2 separate regions of the Mus musculus genome follow, and region 2 is linked to region 1. A link is a loop called in an ENCODE intact Hi-C map of the cell type or tissue named here. Cell type or tissue: heart. All regions are shown on one strand. Each heading gives the region's core, and the rest is flanking DNA. Links, peaks and the distances in the headings are about the cores only.

Region 1 (11,186 bases), core at 2,041-10,040:
GTGTGCACCTGCAGGCAGAAGGAGGAGAAAACGGACCTGACCTGTGGATTCCTGTCTACAAACTGCTTTTGCAGGAAGCCCTAGAGCAGGAGCCAGAGCCATCTGCTCGAAGCCTAGCGAAGTGGGTTGAGTGTTCCATGCTGTCCCTCCAGATTTTAGGCCCTTCCTAGACCAGCACTTCCCAGGTGACACTGTGGGACAGGGTTCTGGAGTTCTATAGCGTGAGTTTGGGAGCATCCCCCATTACCCCACACCCCAGTTCCACCTAGGACAGGTGCCTGGAGCCGGCACCAAGCCAACTGTGGTGATGCTCATGTGCCCTGTCTGGAGTCCTGCGGGAGCCCTCTGCACTTTTTGCCTAATGATCACTGTATAGTGATTGACTGGGCCTAGTGTCTGGAGCCTTTGTCTGAGCTCCTTGCATCCCTCCCTGGGGACCATTGTCTGAGTTGGTGGTTGTTAATCCGCAGCCTCTGAGAAGCTGCCTGGCAAATGGGAGGTTAATGTGCAAACAGCAGGGAGCGTTGTCAGTGTGTGGGGTTGGACGGCAAGTAGGAGGGAAATAGTTAAAAATCCTATTCAAGGCCCGGAGGGGAGGAGGGGTGGGCGAGGGAGCAGGCTCAGCCTTGTGTTAATCTTACTGGAATGTAACCAGTTCGGGCAGTTTCTGGCTTTGGTATTGCCCTGTTGCTCAGGGGCCCAGTGTCTGGTCTCTGCCTCCTAAGCTTCCCAAAGGCTGAAGTCCTGGGGTCCCTTCTATCTTGACCGTCTCTAGCATCTTAAAGGAGCCCGACCAGAACATCAGGAGGCTGCTAAAACCCGGAGAACCTCACAGCCCGCACCACAGAGGAAGCTCGGGGAGGCGGTTGTATGGAGGAATCGGAGGGGCAAGCAGAGAGAATGTTTAGAGAAAAAGCCCCCAAACCTGTTTGGTCAGGCTTGTATAACTGCCTGGAGGTCTGGGAATGCATGCCTAGGGGAAAGAGCTGCTCCTGGACACTAACAGCTAACAGTGCAGCCTGTGTGCGTTGCTGGATAAGGGGGAGTCAGGGCGGGCGGGGGTCAGCTCACAAGTGGTGGTTTACTGCTTGACCGAGAGTGTGTTCATGTCTGCTGCAATTCACTGTTGAACTCTAAAACAGTCTTGTGTTGGTCTGGGCTGTGCCTCATAATATCTGCATATTAAAAATCCATCCAGCTGGACACAGGATTGGTGCACTTCCTCATATAGCCGTTGAGTCTTTGTTGGGGACGTTTAAGAAGTAAATTTTAGGTTGAGTCAATCGCTCTGTAAGTTCAAGTATTGGTGTCATTAGAAGGACCTGAGTTCAAGTCCCAGAGCACATGCTGAAGAGCCTGGAGATAGTGGGTGAGAACCCTCAGATCTCAGCACCCAGGTAAAACACATGGGGTCCGGAGTGGGCAGAGACGGGATTGCTGAAGCTTGCTGGCTGAGAGTAACGCAAGTCTCAGGGAGGGACTCTTTTTCAAAGCCATAAAGTACAGTGACAGAACAGGACACCCTCTGGTGCCAGCTGCATGCTGTCCCTATCATCTGAGAACTAGGGAAGGAGAGACAGATGCATCCCTGGGGCTCACTTCCAAGTAGCCTAGCCTGCTGGGTGAGCCCCAGTCAAGTGAGAGACCCTGTCTCAGGGGACTGGAGAGCCGGCCCAGCAGTTAAAAGCATCTGCTGCTCTTGCAAAGGAGGCCGCTTCTGTTCCAAGCACCCATATCAGGCAGCTTAAAAACTTTCTGTAACTCCAGTTCCTGGGGATACAATGCCCTCTTCTGGCTCCTGTAGGCACCAGGCAGTAAATATAAATAAACAAACCCAAGGTAGGCAATGCCTGAAAAATGACACCTGAAATTGACCTTGCTCCCAATGTAGGTAGGTACACACACATAATTGAAGGGATTGTGGGGGGGGGGAGAGAGAGAGAGAGAGAGAGAGAGAGAGAGAGAGAGAGAGAGAGAGAGAGAGAGAGAGGTAGGTAGGTGGTGGGCAGGTCTCTGTAAGTCCTCCTAGCCTCATGCCTTTTCTGGCCAGCCCAGCAGCAGGGAATGGGGGTACAAGGCCACCATGAGTGTAGGCGTCCAAGTGGCCACTCTGCTATTGGGAAACGGAAGGAAATTGCGTGGCAGCCAGACCCTGGGGCTTCCTCACTCCGGGCTACCATTTTGCTCACAAAAGTGAAAGCAGTGAAGGTTGCAACTATAGAAAGGTCTCTAAGTCCCCATTCGGCATAAGGCACCTTTCCAGAACACAGGGCCATAAGGCCCCATGGAGCTATTGAGCTGATCCGGAACCCCACCTAGCTTGTATATTCATCAAGGGAGCCCAGATCCAAAAGCTCAGGCTCTGCCCAGCCCTGACCCTGTGGGTCACCCTTCTGCGCCCCACCCCCCCCCACTCCACCCCTCCGGCCTGCCCAGCAGACAGGACTCTGGATTCTGTCTCTGTTGGAACCCACCAGCCATCCGGAGAGTCCAACGTACTGAATTTCATTTCTTTCCCGCTCTTGAGTTTTCCATGATTTGGGATTTGCAAATGATTTTCCTCTGGGAATTTTTTAGGCCATCCCATGTAGGTGGCATCTGACATTTAAAATCCTGTCGGTACCATATCTAGCTGTGTGGCCTTTGATAAATTAAAATGTCTGGAATCGGGCTGGTGAGATGGCTCAGTGGGTAAGAGCACCCGACTGCTCTTCCGAAGGTCCAGAGTTCAAATCCCAGCAACCACATGGTGGCTCACAACCATCCGTAACAAGATCTGACTCCCTCTTCTGGTGTGTCTGAAGACAGCTACAGTGTACTTACATATAATAATAAATAAATCTTTAAAAAAAAAAATAAAATGTCTGGAATCCCAGTCTCCTCATGTCAGGTAACGGGAGTAGCAGCAGTAGTGTTAAGCTCACTGGGCGAAGGGAGGGCAAACCGTACTGATATACTTGTCACCTGGGATACAGACGGGGCTTCTGTCATCATCCTAACGGGAACCAGACAGCACAATATGCCTCACAGACCGGCACCCCGATGCCCTCCCCGAATGCAACCTCATGCCTAGACATAAGTAAGTAGACATACACAGAGAGAGAGAGAGAGAGAGAGAGAGAGAGAGAGAGAGAGAGAGAGAGAGAGAGGCTTTAGAAGCTCCATTTTGGCCTTGGCCCCTCTTGGCACTGTGTTTCCCCACTGAGCTGCTATGATGTCCTAAGACACAGATAGAAGCAGGGATGGAAGAGACAGAAGATGCTACAGGACCAGGCTCTCTACCACCACCGCCACATCTCATATGGAAATGAAAACTACAGGATATTCTCCGTTTGGGCCATGCCCTTTGTGTCGTAGGGAGGTGTGTTTTTTTGTTTTTTGCTAGGCTGGGAGTAAATATGCTCCACAGCTTGTTGGCTTGACTTATAGCTTTTAATTATGTAAATAAGTAGGCATCCTCTCAGATCCCGTAGATACCAGTGGAGACCCTCCTTGTCCAGCAGTAGCCACCTGGACCTCTGAGGCCAGTGCCAGTTTCAGTGATGGCCTTCATAATTGTATTTAGGAAACCAGTGTCATGGATCTTTTTAACTATTCAAAGTGTTATTTATTCATATTGGTTCAAAGGCTGGAGAGACAGCTCACTCCACAAAATGCTGCCATGTGAACGTGAAGACCTGAGTTTGAACCCCAGAACCTATGTTTTTTTGGGCTTTTTGTTTGTTTGCTTGTTTGTTTGTTTGTTTGTTTGCTTGCTTGCGTTTTTGTTTTGTTTTGTTTTGTTTTGTTTTGTTTTGTTTTTTCGAGACAGGGTTTCTCTGTGTAGCCCTGGCTGTCCTGAAACTCACTCTGTAGACCAGGCTGGCCTCGAACTCAGAAATTCGCCTGCCTCTGCCTCCCAAGTGCTGGAATTAAAGGTGTGCGCCATCACGCCCGGCACTTGCTCGTTTTTAAAGGCCGGTGTGGTGACACATGCCTGTAATCCCAGCACTGAGAAAGCAGGGATGAATGGGTCCCTGAAACCTCGTGGCCAGCCAGCCTGGCCTACTCTGTGAGCCTCAGGTTTAGTGAGAGACCTTGTCTCAGAAAACAAAGCGGACAGCTCCTGACTATGGACAGCTGAGGTTGTCTTCTGCCCTGCACACACCCTCCCCCTCAAAAGGAAACACAGCAACAAAGAAAAAAAAATGCAGTGAGTCTAGCATAGAGGTCTTCTCTCTGTGAGTTGTCACCTGGATTCAAAGTCTCTCTCAAATCCCATCACCCACTCCAATTCTTAATGACATTTACCACTTGGGACAGATGCTTTGTCCTCCCTCATTAGATGAAGGCCACCTGCCTAGCCATATTGTCCTTTCCTCTTGCACAGCAGCCAGGGACAGAGTCCCAACACAGTGGGTGTACCATAAGTATTTGTGGAATGACAGGCAGAGTGTATTACAAACTGATCCATACTCCTCAGGCCTGTGTTGATTTTTCTGGAACTGCCCTGTTGTTCATCCCCTCCCGAGTAAACAGATTCAGACCCTCAAGAAAATCGGGCAGCCAAGCCCTTAACAAGCCAAGAAAGCCAGCCTTCATTTTGATTATCTTTGGGCTAAGTTTGCTTGGGAATTTGTATCTGTAGAAAAAAAAAGTCTTAGCGTTCACCGCTGTGAGGCAAATTTTTTGCATTCATTTATTCTTTCGGTGGTTTGGCCCCATAAAGCAAGGCTGGCCTGAGGGGAAAGCTGCCTGAAAGAATCCAAGTTTGTCTTTAGTGGTAGAAATTAAACAACTTCTCCAGGCCGTGCCCTCAAACTTCAGCCCCGTTTACTATTGAAAATTGTGTCTCAAGGGGTACAGAGAGGCGTGGGATAATGGGGACTGAAAAATGTTTGAGATTTGGACATTTTGTTTTCTTTTTCCCTTGGAGAATAATCTTTTGGGAAAAACTTGGATGAAGACCCTTAGAACCATACAGATTTTTTTTTTTTTTTAGTTCAATTCAAGCCCCAAGTCATAGCTTGATTCATTTTTGTGAACAATAGACAGAGAAGTGCCCACGGAGCATCCAAAAGGCTGAATGAACTGCAGGAACAGGAGGGCAGGGTCTGTCCGCTGAGTGTCCCAGGCTCTGCATGGACTCCCCAGAAGTTCCCAGTCACTCGGGAAGCCTTCAGATGGTGGCAGCTGAAACACCAGGCCCTGTGTAGGTGTCCAGAGAAAGTCTCTGAAAACTTCCAAGAGATGTCCAATGTCTCCCTGAGACTCTTCTCTCAGGGTCTGCATCAAATTACAGGACTGTCTCGTTCCTCTGTCTCCAAGACTGCTAAGTCGCAGCCACTGGACCTAAGGCACGCTTGGAGGTCAGGCCCTGCAGACTCAGTGTCACTCATTCAGGCCAAGCTGCCCCAGTCATAATGTGACAATAGCATAGGAACTGCTGAGGGGAGGGGGAGGTGACACAGTCAGTAAAGCTCTGGCTACAAAACCATAAGGAGCTGGGTTCAATCCCCTGCACCTGTGATGGCAGCATTGCGGCTGGGAGGAGGGTAGGAATAAGAAGGTCTTGAGCCTTGCTGGCCAGGCTCTGCAGCCCAGTTGTCCATCCCTGTTCACTGAGACACTCCGTCTCAAAAAGATAAGGTGATACTCAGAGCTGCCACTTCCGTTTTACTGATAACGGACTAGAATATTTGTTTGTTTGTATGTTGTGTCTGTCATGTGTGCATCACACATACATAGCTCCCCTGAAACTAGAGCTACAGACAGTTGTGAGCTACTGTGTGGATGCTGGAAATCCAACCCGGGTTCTCTAGAAGAGCAGCCAATGCTTGTCTCTCCAGCCCTGATGGACTAGAATTTAAACAAAAGAAATACTGATGTTTTAAATTCATCATTTAAGGAGACCCTGTGACTAGGCATGTTGTCTTTAATAACAGAAGTAGGGGCAGGCGGATCTCTGTGAATTTGGGGCCAGCCTGGTCTTCACAAGTTGTTCCATACCAGTCTGGGCTACACAGTGAGACCCTGTCTCTAAAACAACACACTTCTTGATGTGAGGGTGGGGCATTGAGCTGAGAGCTGACCATTTATTGACACCCATGTGAAAGATGTTTCAGTGATCTTAATGAACACGTGCTAAGGATTTTCGAAGCGCCAAACTTCCCTTCCCTTCAGGGAGCTCAGTGTGGCCCCAGTCCCTTCTGTATCAGACTGGTGACGTGCAACCCCAAAGAGATGCTCAACTCTCCTCTGAGGATGAGTTCCAAGGAGCTGCCAGGATATTCCTACAGTGCTAAGCATTTGCTCTCCTGCGGCACTGTGTCTACTCATGACAGGACTTGTGCACCTCCTCTGGGACCCTACCTGTCAGTAGCCTTTGTGCCATTTCTAACAGTAATCTCTTTGGGGTATCAGAAGGGATGCTAAAGAATTAGTGTAGTTATTTACTGCTTCCAGAATGGTTGCTTGTATGTGAATATGTGGTATGTCAAAGTCCAAGTTAGCAAAAGTATTTCCAGTGATATTAATAAAATACTTTAATTTCCTACAGCCCATCATACAAATAAACTCTTCTGGCCCGTATCTAGGTAAACCTCTAACTCCACACCTCTGAGGAACATGGTGGCACACACATTTAATCCCAACACTTGGGAGGTAGAGGCAGGAGGACTTCTGAGTTGAAGCTAACATGTGTCTACATACTGAATTCCAGAACAGTCAGGGCTATGTTGAAAGCTCCCTCCACCCCACTCCCCAAAAGAGCAAAGAAAGGGCATTTTTGGGTGGAGTTTCGGTTATCAACCACGTGAGCTCTGGGAGCCACCTTGCGGAAGATCTGCTGTCAGCAGTTCCCTGGATGCTGACGTGGAAGAGTGCTCCGTGAAGTGGCCGTTGTGGACAGTTCTGCCAGCACTTGTGTGTCTTGACAGAGGTTGTCAGGACAGGAAGGCATGCTTTAACTATAACCCAAAGCCAGCCTAAGCTACAAGAGTAGTGGAAGTAGATAGTGTCACAGCCAAAAAGAACAGGATGTAGGCTTTAGGGCTTCCTCTCCTGAGGAATTCCCTCTAGTCCCTGGGGCTCTGACAAGCCAAGTGGAATAAGGGGGAAAGCGCTTGCAGGGCGCAGAGGCTGCCAGCTTGGAAGTAAGAGCCTCTGGACCAAGGTAAAAGAGGAGGTGGCTCTCAGAGTCTTATTAAGGACTTGTTAAAGATCTGGGATTGAAGTCTCCCAGGAAGACTTGTGATCAGGATAATGCCAAAAAGAAAGAGATCCAGCCACGTGGAAGAATGAACCATGATCTAATTAGGGACTCCTGAGAACCACAGGATCTATTGAGAAACCTGGAAGTCATCGGAGAACGGAAGTGTGGGCTGTGGTTGGTGCCTAGTGCCATCTCTCCGTCGTACATCTGATTACTGTGGGATACTATGCAGAGACTGCAGGAGCAACTATGCCAAAGGTACGGATGTGGAGTACCACTAGATAGCAGCTACTGAAGTGGCTTCATGTGCCCTGCCTTCCCCCAAGGCCAGTGGCTGCAACTCTAGAAACAACAGACATGCCTCCTGCTAATATAAGAAGGTGTGTGTGTGTGTGTGTGTGTGTGTGTGTGTGCTCATGTTATGATGACTACATACCTTCCCAATGCAACAGAGGAGAGTCATGGTCCTCCATGAGCCCACCACCTTTACTTGGCTCAGTGGCATATAACAAATAGTACCCAAAGTGTTAGTCCAGCCCCTGGAAAATGCATGCAGCCTCTTGACAAATCTTACAGGTGTAGATAAGGAAAGCTGTGTGGTGAGACATTGGGGGTGGCCAGAACAAGGTCCAAGGATGTTGCTGGTGAGGTCGCTGGAGATAGGATGCGTATAGTAGGCTGGGATTTTAATGTCCATGGGGTAGGTGGGTACTTTTCTGCCACATCATGGGATTGAACAGAGCTCTGGCAGGGTGATGGTCCAGTCAGTAGTATGAAGGACAGGGTGACTTGGACAAGAACTTCAGGAGATGGCTAGCAAGGGATTTTATCAAGAGTTTCAGGGTAACCCTAAAGAGAATAGAGGAGATGGCTCAACTGACAGTCCAGAGTTAGAGTGATAAGACTTGGTCCTCTATCAGGTGAAGGACAGGAAAGGAAAGGAACCAACATTGTCCCCAATGCTTGTGCAGTGGTCAGGGTGACTTGAATCCTGGCTCATGCCAATGTTGCTTTCCCCTTCTGAAGAGCCTTGGTTTAGTGGACACTAAGAAACTAGTTCAGTGCTGGCTTTTGATGAGTCTGTGGGCCAGGAGCAGAGGAAGCAACTGGAATTGAGGAGAGACATCAAGATTGTCTACTGTTCCCTGACTCTTCCTTGAGAGGCATGAACAAACATCTACTCAGCCCAGAGAGGACACAATAAACCAATGAATGATTCTTTGCGGGTGTAGTGCGGTGGGCCAGTGGGTGTCTTAAAAGCTGGTGTGGCTCACTCTAAGGCAGTTGTATCACTGAAAGCTCACCCCAGCATGAGTGGTGCTCCTGACAACATACTCTCTGGATTTCTCTGCCCAGCCTGCAGGTAGTGCCACCGAAAAGTCTCCCGGTCTCCCACAATGGTTTCCTTCTCATATAACCTTTGATGCAGGGCCTCATGAATCTTGTCTCTTTCTGAACTTCCTGATTCTTGTGAATTAGCTAAGTCAGTTTATCTTTCTGGATCTTGGCCTCTCTAGGCCTCTAGTCCCTCCAAGAGAAAAGGTTTCACCACACACAGATCAGGATCATCGTGTGGGCGCTGGTTATGCTAGCACAGGTGAAGTTATACAGAGAAGAGGATTCTCAAAGCCACATCTCCAAGAGTATGCAAAGGTCTTGGACTGGCCCAGAGCAGGTACTGAACACCAGAAAGGAGTCTCAGAAAATGATGCTATGAATTTTTAGAGCAGAGCCTTGAAAAGACTTCAGTAGTTAGGAGGTCAGCAGGGGCCTTAGTGAGAACAATAGGTCAGAAAGAAAGAAGGGATGGTATTTTATGATTAATTATTATTATTTATTGATTAACTAATTAATTCTTTGGATGGGTGCACACCACAAACGTGAAAAAGTCAGAAGACAACTTGCGGTTGGTTCTCTCCTACTATGTGGGTTCTAGGGATCAGGGTTGGTGGTAAATAACTTTAAAGGCCGAGCCACCTCAGTTGTTTGGTTTTGTAAAGAGCTCAGCAGGAGACATGGCAGCCACACTGCAGCCTGCCCCACTGTAGGACTGACCAAGAGCACCTATTTACCATGAACTTAAAACTTCTGGAAAAGGGAAATCTAGGAAGAAGAAATCAACGGTCCATTTGACCATGGCTTCCAGTTTATTTAATTCAGCATGCATTCATGTAACTGAATGAAGAGCCTTGACAAAGACTGAGTGTGGGGGGCATTACACAGAACATGGAAAATCAATGGGAATCAGATGGAGAATTTGGCCAGTGAGCTTCAAGCCTCTTGTGTGGTGCTGGCAGAGCTGTCATCCAAGGCAGTCGTTCTATTTCAAAGTCTGTAGCTAGGAACGATAGCCCCATGAAGGAAGTGGCAGAGATGTAACGTCTTTGGATAAGCAGATATGGTACCTGAACGACATGGTCACTTTTCAGTCTTGGTCCCAAATAGCTGCTTATAGACTGAGCTTCATACCCAGTCTCAAACACAGGCTGCACCTAGAACTGATGGGCTACCAGGGTCACTCAAGAAGCAATGTGAAATCCGAGATGCGCTTTTGAGAGTGTGTTCAGAAATGTACCCTTCGAGCTGAGCCAGGATGTCTCGAATTCCAGAAAGACCTAGCCCTGGATTTGGTTGGAGAGCTAGGAGGAGGCACTGCAGCCCTTCTCTCAGCCCCAAAATAAAGAGGAATGTGTTGACACCATTAGGAATGTTCAAGAAATAATTGGTTTTGATGGTCTTCCTAATGTGCCACCAGGAATCCCAGAGTGGGTGTCTGCTGCCTAATCTGAGAGTTTATTTATAAGATCCGGTGAGGGCTGCTCTGGGGATATGGATTTTCCCTTATGTACCAGAAACTTCTACACCAAGCCTTCTAATACTCTGGAGAGACTTAGACAGGTAAAGACTGTAGAAGCTGGTATACTGTAGCACTGAAAAGTGCCCGGTGGTTGGATGGATGCTTGCTCTAGGGGATAAAAGAGAAGCAGGAGAAGCTGAGTATGGGATTGGAGGGCGGTGGTGGGGAGCTTTGTAGCTCAGTGGTGAGCACATGGTGGCACATGTAGGGACAGCTCTGACCTCACATTGACGTCACCTGGGGAGCCATTAAATGAGGCAGAAGGTTAGGGCCCTGCCCTGGAACAGTTGAGTGGCAGGGGAGGAGGGTTGGAAATCTGTGGGTTCATAGCTCCTCTAGGCAACTCTGATGTCGGAGGAATAACAAACTGACCCCGCCCGCTGGTCCAGTAGAAGAACCCACATCCTCCTATCTGTCCGCGTAGATCTTCAATTCACATATAAAGATGTCTGCTTTACAAAAGTGAATTCTTTACTTGCTGGGTGTCCTGCTTTTCCCCTTGAGAGTGTCTAGTAAGTACCTTCGCATGCCTATAAATATTCACTTGCTCCGTAAACTCAAATATCATTGTAGCATGAGGTATTTAATATCTTTCAGCTCTTGTAGATGGTCCCAGTGAGCGTTCCTGCAGCTGTAGTTTGCTCGAATCTTTAATTATTTCCTTAGGATACATTCCTTGAGGTGGTACGCCTTTGGAAGACTTGATACATGCCTCCAAATTGCACAAGAAAAGGCTTACTAATTTATTCTCCCACCAACAGGGCATCAAGAAAAGTGCCCATGGTAATTAAAGAGGAGTAAAAAAGGCCGTTGCCAGCTTGACAGAGTAAAAGTAGTTAACTCATTACTGAATTCATGGCTTCTTTATCTCAGATCCTGCAAACAAATGGGAGTGGAGCCTAGAGATTTTTCCAGATGGCTTGGTGCCTGGTCCAGACTTCTCTGCTGTCTCATAGACCAGGTTTGATGATCTGGGGGCTTTTGTTCCCCACAGTCAATTAGCTAGTGTGGTCCCGGTGGTTACACGGAGATCACCAGGGGGCAGTGTTGAGCTGTTGTGCATATTGAGAATGCCTTCTGGTTTAGCCATAAGAAAAATTTGAATGACACAATTATTCTTTTGTTGAGTGTTTTATG
Region 2 (11,186 bases), core at 955-8,954, 70 kb before region 1:
AATATAATCAGTGTCTGTCACATTATGTGACAGAGGAAAAGATGATTAACCTACAGTCCAGCATCCCACTTTTTGTTTTGTTTGTGGTACCAGGGATTGAATATCGGCCCTCCTACATGCTTACCAAGAGCAGTGCCACTGAGCAACACCATACCCTTACATTGTGTGTGTGTGTGTGTGTGTGTGTGTGTGTGTGTGTGTGTGTGTGTGTAGGTCATAGGTCAGCCTTGTTCTCAGGTGTCTTTATCCTCTGAGCCATCTCCCTGACCCTCTTACTTTTGAAACAGAGTCCTGGTAAGTTGTACAAATGGGCTTTGCATTACTTTGTAGCCCATGCTGGCCTTGCATATGTAATCCCTCTGCCTTAGCCTCCTGAGTAACTGGGATTACTTGCGGGTCAGGCCCCAAATCCACTTTCATTGACTACTTCCTTTGTCTATATTCTGACTCATCCATATCTTGTATAGTTATTACCAGAGGATATGTACAAATTTGGGGGTGGTTTCCCCTCCCTGGTATTCTTAAGTCCGGGTATTGGAGGTGAAGCCTGGAATATGGACACCCTGTAGCTACAGTGGGCATTAGGATTGCAGCAATCAATTGTGTGGAAAGTGTAGACTGCCATTCATATCTTAACCAGTGACATAGACTGTGGAGAGCAGGCCCCACCTCTCGGAAAAAGCAGGGGGCATCAAGTATCATGAGGTAGGACCAGGTTTGGGGGCCTCAGAAACATCTCCATATGCCAGACAAAATGCTGTTTATCCTGGAAAGGACCGAGATTTTAATCCGTCAGAAGGGATTAAACAAAACAAAACAAAACAGCATTTTGGGGTTTTTTGTTTTGTTTTGTTTTTTGGAGACAGGTTTCTCTGTGGTGTCTTGGCTGTTCTGGAACTCATTCTGTAGACCAGGCTAGCTTCGATCTTAGGGATCTTTCTGCCTCTGCCTCACGAATTCTGGGACTAAAGGCTCACACACCGCCACCACCTGGCTTAAAACAACATCTTTGCATCCTTTCTAGAACTTCCTGTCTTTTCACCTAATGTTGCGGGGCGGGGGCTGTTCTTTTAGCTTCCTCTCACGGCAGCCAGGGCCGTTTGTTTTGTGGGCCTTTTCCTTCCTCGCCACACACCATCACCCCTCAGTCTTGCCGTTGACAGAGGCGTTAGTCTCTCCCCTCGAGTCACTGTGGAATCCTTCCTGCGTGCTGGTTTCCAAGAGGGGCTAGGTTTGGAGGAGAAGGGACTGTTGTGTGGGAGATGGTGGGGTCAAAGTCTCAGAGTCCACGGACGTTCGCTCACCCTCCCTTCCAGAGAGCTGACTTTTAGCATTAGCACTTTTCAGAAAGCTGTCTAGTTGGTTTTTTTTAAAGATTGATTTTTATTTTTAATGTGTATACGTGTGCATGTGTGTGAGTGCACACTTGCGAGCGTGGGAAGAGACCCGGGGAGAGTGTTGGATCCCCCGGAAGCTGGAATAAGAGGCAGTTAGTTGTGAGCTGCCCACTGTGGATGCTGAAAACCAAACTTGGGTCTTCTGTAAGAGCAGCAAGTACGATTAACTGCTGAGCTGTCTCTCCAGCCTTCGGATGTTTGTCCATTTGATAGACATAAAGACCTGAGACCTGCCAGTGTTTTTCATGCTAGTGTTTTTCATACCTCCAGGACCTGAGCATAGTGCAGCATTCACTGATGCCCTGGTCTCGTTGTGTTTGACACCCATCCTGTCTAGTTTTCAGAACCTTTGAGATGGTTGTGATAGGCATCTGAAGGTAGGGCTCACTTTGCAGCTTCACCTGGCCCCACTGCCATTGAGTTTAAGCCCCTAGTGTTTGATTCTAAAGGGTATGAACATAAGAATTAATGTATTTTTCTAGACATCACATGTGTTTATTTACGTGTGTGTGGCAGGGGCGTGCACCATGGCATCCATCTGAGGTCAGAGCACACCTTTCAGGAGTTGGTTCTCTACTTCCACCATGTGGGTCCTGACTCAGGTTACTAGGCTCCAGGCAGGCACCTTCACCTGCTGAGCTATCTCATTGGCTTGCCCCGTCTCTCTTCCTTCCTTCCTTCCTTCCTTCCTTCCTTCCTTCCTTCCTTCCTTCCTTCACATGTGTAGAAGTCAGAGGTCAACACGGGGCATCTCCCTCAAACGTTCTTCTTCACGTTATCATTCGAGGTAGGGTCTATCACTGAATTCACTGGTTGGCTGGCATGGTTGGCCAGTGAACACTGGGGATCCATCAACTCCCACCTTACCCAGTGTATTTTTTACATGAGTGCTTATGATCCAAAGTCTTGCTTGCATAACAGGCGCTTTACCAATGGAGCCATTTCTTCAGCGCCACTCCAACACTTTTTGAGGCAAGCTCTGACTAAGTCAGCTCCTGGCTGGCCTGGAACTCACTATACAGACTGAATCAGACTGGCCTCACACATGTGGTCAGCCTCCAGTGCTGGGCTGCTGGGAGAGAGGGTGGAACGTGAGTTCCTAACTCTTTCTAGGTGGTGCTGCTGCTTGCCAGAATTAATAAACCTCTGGACTGTCATATCGCTAGGATTCTGGTCCCGTCCCCCACCCTCATACCCTCACCTTCAAAAAACCTAACAGAATAAATAAGACTGGCATCGAGCCCTGTGTCTAAAAGGAACTTTCTTTGCAGCGTAGAGTATTTAAGTGATGCTGGCTAACGTCCCAGAGTCAGACTGCCCCCTTACTCTGCCTATGTGCAGCCCTTGCTCCGGAGGCTGAAAGGCTCCCTTACCTGGCAGTGCAGGGGTTTGTTGAGAGCCTGTGGGCTGGTAGGAGAGTTCTGCCATCGTGTTGGTTTGCCTCCTTTTAGCTTGTGGAATGTGCTGAGCTGAGTGTTTCCCATGGCAAATGCATAAAAAAGATTTCTCATCCTTTTCTGAAAGAAAGGGGGGAAAATGTCTTCTGTCTGCAGTCAAAACTTGTTAGATGCTATGTCCCAAACCTCTAGTCATGCCCTGTCCTTTGTACCCTTTCTCTCTGGTGACTTTCTCTGCTTTTAAAGATCTCTGGAGTTAATTTTTAATGGCTGCATGTGTGGGGTGAGTCTGGCTATCCTGCGTGGGTGTTACCACCCAGGACATGGCTCAGCAAGGTCCCGGGAACAGCTCCAGGGCTGAGTAGGCAGGAGGGACAGAAAGACATCAGTTGGAGAGAGAGTCAAGGACCCCCACCCTTTGAGAGGGGGGGCAGAAATGTGGGTTCAATGATTCAGTGTTGTGTCCTGAAGCTTTTGGCTTGCAAAATGCTCTGTGGTTAGCTTTGGGGTAGCAGTGTGGTAGCCGAGGGCCCAGCTGCCTGTTGGGTGTGTCCATTTGCTCTGGCAGGACAGAACCAAGCCATTATATATGTGGGAATCCACCCACAGACTTCTTGTGTGTTTGTGTAAGCATATGTTCATGTGGATACAGACTCGCACGGGTGTGTGCACATCCATGAGGAAGTCAAAGCGTGTCATTTTCAGTGGCCACACACCTGTAAGTTTTTTCACATGTGTATATATGTGGTGTGCGTGTGCATATTTATGCATGGGTGTGTGTACCGGTATGTGGATGCACATGTGTATGTAGTCCGTGTGCATATAGTGGTTGAGGTTGACATAAGGAGTCTTTAGCACAACCCAGACCCTAGAGCTTGCTTGTGTGACTAGTCTAGCTGGGACCCCAAGCTCTTGGAGAGACAGGTGGGCTGCCACATCTACCCAGCACTTGGGAGGGACTGGGGGTGCAGACTCCTGTCCTCAGACATGTTGCTTGCAAGACAGGAAAAAGCACTATAACCGAGCCATCTCCCCAGTCTCTACTGTCCTTTTCTTGGAGATAGGGTCTCCCACTGGTCTGTAGGCTTGGCTGGCCAGCAACTGACTCAGATCCTTCTGTCTTCCTCTCCCCACTGCTGGGGTTACAAGTCTACCCCATGCCTGGCCTTTTTTTCTTTTTTCTTGTTTTTTAAGGTTTATTTTTATGATTTTTTTTTTTCATTATGTGGGTAGGGTGTGTGGAGACTGAATGTGAATGCCTGTGTGCCTGTGGAGGCCAGAAGAGGGCTTCCAATCCCTAGACCTAGAGTTAACTGCAGCTGCAAGCACCCAACTTGGGTGCTGAGAACTAAACTTAGGTCCTCTGGCAGAGCCAGATTTGCCCATTAATGCTGATGCCACTCTCCAATCCTAAGCTTTTTTAACAGTGTCAGTTCTAGGGGTCACACTCATCATTGCTTAAAGAGCAATCACTTTATGGACTGGGCGGTCTCCCCAAGCCTCGCTCACAGATTCCTAATAGCTCTCATCTGAGCAAATCTTTTCGATTCTCAATGAAACCTCAGCGTGATCGTCTCTACCGTCTGGCTCCCAGGAGTCTCTCATACTTGCCCTCTGGTGGCCTCCAAAGCAAGGAAGTAACAGATGACCCGTGGGGTGTTTCCTGGGCTCCAGGCACTGCTCCAAGTATCTGTCTACCCCTTCATGTACAGCAGCCGTAGAAGGGCTGGCCCCACTTCACAGATGGAAAAATGGAACTATCATGAGGCCACATGATTTGTTCAACACCATGTACAGCCAACAAACAGCAAGAAGCCAATGGCTTCTTCACTGTCGGCACTGAACATGAGTGATTCTCAGCCTCAGCCTGAGAAGAACACTTGACAGTGCCCCTTGCCCCATCTCCCATAGTTTTGTCAAAGCCTTCAACTGCTTCTCCCCTACGGTTTCTAAGGGAGGCTTTGAGTGATTTCAGGTTCCACAGATCTCAGGGTCCAGCTGTCCTGTTTCTATGCTTGTTAGTAATTTTGGTGGGACTAGAGACGAGCCTTCCCAAAGACGAAGTTCTTGAACACTGACAGAGTGGCCTGCATATTTACGTAAGGATACGAAAGCATCCCTGCGCAGTCTGGCCAGTGCCAAAGACTAAGTGTAAATCAATAAACTATAAACCACCCCAGGGAAATCTATCTGGACGTGGTGACTCGAATCTGCAATCTTAGCACTCTGGAGGCTGAGCTAACCTGGGCTAACATAGTGATATAGATTGGACTCAGGAGACAGATAATTAAGTGAGCATGAAGACCTGAATTTGGATATTGAGAACGACAGATCCCCAGAGTCCACTGGCCGGTCAGCCTCTTCAGATCAGTCGTCAGTGAGAAACACTGTCTTGGGCTGGAGAGATGGCTTAGTGGTTAAGAGCACTGACTGCTCTTCCAAGGGTCGTGAGCTCAAATCCCAGCAACCACATGGTGGCTCACAACCATCTGTAATGGGATCTGAATACAGCTACAGTGTATTTAGATATAATAATAAATAAATCTTAAAAAAAAAGAAACACTGTCTTTAAAAAAACAAAAAGGAGAGACCAATAAAAGACACTTAACATACATGCACACACATGTGTAAACCCCTTCTTCATACAACACGCGCGCGCGCACGCACACACAGACACACACGTGCACACACACCAAGCAAGCAAGCAAGCAAGTAATTCAGAGAATAGCTTCAAGAATCTTCTTTTTTGGGGACAAATAATCAGCAGGAACAGATCCTGGCTGGAGCAAAGGGACATATATATTGAAGGGAGGGACCTAGAACATGCTGAGTCCTAGCAGATGACAACCTGTTGGCTCCATGCCAAGTCTAAGATCTATGGTCGTTGGGATACATGCACAGTTACTTCCTGAGTGTGCTTCTGGGGTGCTCTCTGTACCCCGCTGGCCTGTCATTAGGCAACATTTGGCAGATCAGTTTAATAAATGTCATGTGTTCTTGTCCCAAGGCTGGGCGTATGTGCACCGTGTTCCAAACACAGGCCACAGCTTCAAGAATCAAACATGGGGAGGGCGGCAGGCAAGCTGCCAATGGCAATGAAGAAGCCATTGGCAGTGAGTTAACCCTACGGACTCCATGAAACCCAAGGCTACATTGGCGGCACTTCAGATACAGAGTGCTAAGTCACAGGGGGAGAGGAGCAAGGCAGGGTGCAGAGGGGGACTTAAGAAGAAGGTGGAGAGAAAAGGGAGAGATGGTGGAGTTTGACAAGTCCTGTCAGAACTGAGCGAGACTGTCAGATAGACACGCAAGCCTCTCGCACAGCCTGGGACCTGGCTGGGTTTGCAGTTCTAACTACTAACCCGCGAGAGCGGCAGGCCTGGCAACTCTGGCATTCATTCTTTGTGAGCTGAAGTCCTGAAGGAAGAGCTGAACACTCTTAGCTGAGAAGTGGCGGGCACCCGAACTGGCGCCAGGAGACGAGGGCGGCAGGAATGTGTCAACACCAGCAGCTGGCTGATATCTGATCCTGGCTTTCCGTGACTTCCGCTTCAACCATTGTTAACATACCAAGCAGGCTGTGAATGAATGAATGAAGTGGATAGAGGATTCTGCATGGGCTCTCCCAGCCTGGACAGAATAACCCTGCCTGTCTAGCACTTGGAGCTTGTCCTGCCTTTTGGGACCGGGAAACCTGTTTAAGTAATGGCCTCAATGAGTGTTTTAGATTCAAAGGCAGTGATTATTGTTGGCTTTGTTGGGACAGAGTCACCACTTTACAAGATAACTCCTCCGGAAGGCTTCTTAACACAACAAAAGTTTATCTTTCGTGCATGGTACAGTCAATGTAAACATGGAGCAAGCATATTGCCCATTGGTACAGAGACTCAAGCCTTTCTCAAGTTCAGTTGTCTTCCAGAACAGTGGTACTCACGCTGAGTAAGTCTCCATATTACCCCAGGATGAGGAATTTTGGGCTGGGAAGGTAGCTCAGAAGTAGTTGTTATAAGTAAGTATGAAGGTCCAAGTTCAATGCCCCAGAACTCACATGCAATTGTGTGCCCCAGCAGCGTGTGCCCGTACTCACAGGCCATGGGAGGCAGAGACAGCACAGTTCCTAGGGCTCGCTGGCCAGCTAGGCGAGCCACATTGCTAAGCTCTATGCTCACTGAGAGACTCTCTCAAAAACCAAGATGAAGAGTACCCGAGGAGACAACAACCTATACTGATTGATCTCTGGCCTCTAAATGGGCACACATTCCAAAACCCCATATTTATTTCTTTCTCTTCCCCTGTCCCATTTTTTCTTCTTTCTTGTTTGATTTCTGTGTAGGTCTGGCTGTCCTGGAACTCAATCTGCAGACCAGATTGGCCTTGAACTCAGAGACTGCTTGCCTCCCAAGAACTAGGATTTAAGATGTGCACCTCAGGGCTGGAGAGATGGCTCAGTGTTTAAGACTGCTCTTCCAGAGGCCCTGAGTCCAAATCCCAGCAACCACATGGTGGCTCACAACCATCTGTAATGAGATCTGATGCCCTCTTCTGGTGTGTCTGAAGACAGCTACAGTGTACTTATATATAATAAATAAATCTTTTTTTTTTAAAAAAGCAAATTGCAGGAAAATAATTAATTTTTTAAAAAAGACGTGCACCTCAAAAATGACAAAGAAAATATGTCATTTTAAATTTTTTAAAAAATTATTTTTATTTTATGGGCATTAGTGTTTTGTCTACATGTGTGCCTGTCTGGCAGGCAGTTGTGAGCTGCTATGTGGGTGCCGGGAATTGAACCCAGGTCCTCTGGAAGAGCATCCAGTTCTCTTGACCACTGAGTCATCTCTCCAGCCTAAAACCTCCATTTTTCTGAAGTCCTACTTCATTGTAGAAAGCCCGAGGATTGCAGGGCTAGGAGGTTCCGTGTGGCTGCGGCAGCTGGCCCAGAGAACACCCATTGAGAAACCCTGCCCTAGGGCCTGTTAGTTCCCCCTGAAGGGCTGCTTCCAGCTAAGCGATGAGGGAGGAGAGCAAAGGGAGGGTGGGTGCAATGACCCCACTTTCAACCCCAAGGGAACTGGACCAGTGCAGGCCTTTCATGTGTCCAGAAGGAAGGCGGCATGGCACTGTCTCTGCCACACTTAGGAAGGCAGCACAGAGTCAGGTCTAACATGGTCTCCACCTTGCCAGTTCATCTCCAAAGGAATTCCAACTTTTCCCTTACTAATGGAGCTGGGAGATGACTTTTTTGGGAAAGTGCTTGCCATGCAAGTATGAGGACCTGAGTTCAAATCCTCAGTATCCACATATATAAATAGGCACAGCAGTATGCTCCTGTAATCCTAGTTCTGGAAAGGGGGAGACAGGAGGACCCCTGGGCCTTGATGGGCATCAGATGAGCCAAATTGAGAGGGTTCACTGAGAGACCCTGCCTCCAAAAAATAGAGAACCCGAGGAAGATATCAGCACTGGACATGGCTTCTGCATGAATGTCCACACGTGGACGTCGACTTGCACATAGACACATACACATGTACATGCACACACAGAGACACATACACAGGTGCCAAAAGAGAAAGAAGATAGATCATGGCTAGAACCATTACTGAATGTCCAGTTCTGTGTGCAGGTCATCGACAACAGGCATCTCGGGCTGGAGAGATGGCTCCCCTCTTAGAGAGCACTTGCTGCTCTTGCAGAGAACAGAGTTTAGTTCCTAGCACCATCACGGGGCCGTGGGGCATCTCACAGTTGTCATAGCACAAGCTCCAGGTCACCAGCATGTACAAATATACACATGCAGGCAGATACATACACATAACTTAAAACAAGCAGGTTCCTCAGGCACAGAAATGGTTCTGATGCTCTGGCCCAGCCACCGGATCCTGGGCCAAAGGAAGCACACTGTAAGTTGTAGTCTTGTCGTTCTTGCACACAATGGATTTGACTCTGATGGTTCCTTCTTGGTGTCCTTTCTCATCACTGTTGTCTCCTGACCCTAAGACCCTTACAACACTAGCCTAAATGGGGTTTATTCTTTTATTCATGTTGTAGTTCAGCCCTGATGTTAAGGGATCGTCACTGTGGCATGGTCAGTTATTTTTTGTGTTCCCTCCCAGCACGGCTAAGCTTGAAGAACTAAAGGGTCTCGAGTAAAATAAAGCAAGGGTTCGAGTTGGCTTTGGGTTGGCATGGAGGTGGTATGTATCGGGCAGAGGGTTGGACTATTACTGCTCAGATCGCTATGGGAACTCCAGGCTCACCTGGCGGGGGTAGGGTCAGGGGTCACGGCTTGAACAAAGTGAAGGAGGCAGAGATAAGACTGGGGGTGTGGGGAGCCCTGAGTGTCACCCATCGAGACCTGTGTAGGTTGAGGGAATAGAGTTGGTGGGGAGAGTAGGTCTTTGACTTGGGGTGCCTACTGGAGCCACTTGTGTGGAGCTTGCCCGTCCTGCTTTAAGGAATTATCTTTCGGAAAGAAATCTGATGACAAGAATGAGGAAGTGACCTGACTGAAAAGTCTCTGGCCGATCCTCGAGGGCCAGGGAAGATTTGAGTGTCAGAAGCAGAGGGAGGCGAGGGTGGGAGCTCCAGTCAGAGGCTGAGCTTGGGATGGGCAGGAGAGGCCCTGACAGCTAGGAGGAAGGCATGGACCCAGTCTCTGAGGATCAACAGGAGATAGGCAGAGGTGGTGTTCTGGAAAACACAGTTTGTCAGACAGGCCTATGGGATCACGTGTGGTCAAGGTGACCCAGAGACAGGGAAATCAGAGGACAAGGGGCAAATGTTAAGTGTCAGTTCACAGGCCAAGGCCAGTGGCCCCTAGGAGTTCAAACATGTATGTCATGGTGATTACAGAAGTCTGCATCTCTGGCCCTCGGAGCACGGATGTTGGAGGACAGCTTCCTCACGGGACAGCATGGCGGAGGTCAGCCATGTCCCTTTGTCACTGTAGCTCCCTTCAGGCCTCTGCTGCCCTTCCTGAGCCCACTGGGCACAAAACCAGAGCCTTTCTGTTTGATTTGGCTTGTGACCTCCTCTTAGGGCCGGCCAGGTGCGCTGGGCTCTTAAAGGACTCACCTCTTCTTGCCCTTCCAGTCTTACCCCTGCAAGGCAAAGACTCTCACCATCTGCTCCGGTATTTGAGAAATGAGGAAACAAACTCTCAGGCTCAGAGAGGTCACGGCCTGCCTTGAGTTCTCTTAGCAAAGTTCAGCGCAGGGTTCTGTCTACATCTGGGCGCCTTGACTCCACCCGCAGAGCACGTGATCGCCCGTTGTTCAGTATCTCAATAGCTTCATGATGAATTCTGTGCGGCTTAAGAAATGAAGCTAGGTGTTTCTAGGCAGGATAGGGGTTGAGACTAAGGGAGACACCAGTTTCAAGAAAGTGTGCACTGGTGACCAGTGCCAGAGAGTTGACAGTCACCACCAGCTTGGGCACCAGAAGCTTAGGAACGTGGGAACCCTCAGCAAAGAGTCCTTCTAGTGGAAACCTGGGGAAAGAGCTGCGGGAAAGAGCCACCAGCTGCAGGAAAGGTCGTCTTGACTGCTGTGGATCTTCTACAGAGGTTGCCTCTGAGCGACAGGATCAAGAGGTTTCTACCTGAGGTGTTACAATGCTCTGGCAGTCCCTGGCTTGGGGTTAGAGGGTGTTACAAAGAAGCAGCTTTGTGGCCTGTGGTGGGTTTGGTGTGTTGAGTGTGGGTGTGTGTTCAATGTGTGTTCAGGTGGAGATGTGTACCAGTGTAGGTTGGGAATCAGAGAACAGTCTTGTTTGGGTGTTGGTCCTCAGGGGTCCTCTTCATCTTTTTGTTTGAGACCAAGTCAGTCAGTGACCTGGAACTTTGCTAAGTAGGCTAGGTAGGCCTAGCTAGCCAGTGAGCTCTGGGGATCTGCCTGTTTCCGTCTCCCATCGAGTCACCCCCAGGATGACATGCAAGTACCACCGTGGCCGGGTTCTTATGTGGGCTCTGGGGATTGAACTAGGACTCTTATGCTAGCAAGACAAAGGCTTTCCCTATGAAACCATTTCCCTGTGGTGTGTTTGTTTGTTTGTTTGTTTGTTTGTTTGTTTGTTTAAACTTGTTCATAGTTTAATTTTGGGAGTTAGGTCCCTGGCTGACTGTAGCCTAGATTGGTTAAGGCCCTGTCTCCTCGTCAAACTGTGTTCTCTGTGCCTCATTGAGCATGAGGCTCATATCCTGGGACAGTAAATGTGTCTGTGTGTGTGTGTGTGTGTGTGTGTGCGCGCGCGTGCGTGTGTGAAACCTTACCTGTCCTGGAACTTTTAGACCAGGCAAGCCTTGAATTTACAGAGATCCTCCTGCTTCTGCCTCCTGAGTGCTGGGATTAAAGGTGTGCACCACCCCTGCCCAGGCTGCTAAGTGATTTTTTTT

What was found. Hi-C counts contacts between places; a loop is a spot of excess contacts. Peaks named below come from ENCODE experiments on the same cell type or tissue, not always from the same donor. Only the 100,000 strongest peaks of a DNase experiment are listed, where the experiment ranks them.
Region 2: a loop joins it to region 1, with 2.6 times the contacts of the local background. A loop is called at or near these places in 9 of 42 quality-filtered maps.

What each region holds. Positions count from the first base shown.
Region 1 is chr6:72,667,068-72,678,253 of GRCm38, reverse strand. The region is part of intron 3 of Tcf7l1 (transcription factor 7 like 1 (T cell specific, HMG box)); the gene reads left to right. Gm31391 (a long non-coding RNA gene) reads right to left here. Exons shown (of 4, transcript XR_003956315.1): 2 at 1-8. Among named protein-coding and RNA genes, the nearest start is that of Gm31391, 17 kb to the right of the region's middle. In heart, for the core only: a CTCF peak has its summit at 6,814; a DNase peak (open chromatin) is centred at 6,963; H3K4me3 peaks cover 497 bases; H3K27ac peaks cover 1,406 bases.
Region 2 is chr6:72,735,846-72,747,031 of GRCm38, reverse strand. All of the region lies in intron 3 of Tcf7l1 (transcription factor 7 like 1 (T cell specific, HMG box)), which reads left to right. It overlaps Gm31249 (a long non-coding RNA gene), which reads right to left and starts at 7,189. Exons shown (of 2, transcript XR_377763.3): 1 at 2,771-7,189. In heart, for the core only: CTCF peaks have their summits at 996 (motif pointing left) and 6,272; DNase peaks (open chromatin) are centred at 5,791 and 6,301; H3K4me3 peaks cover 574 bases; H3K27ac peaks cover 1,928 bases.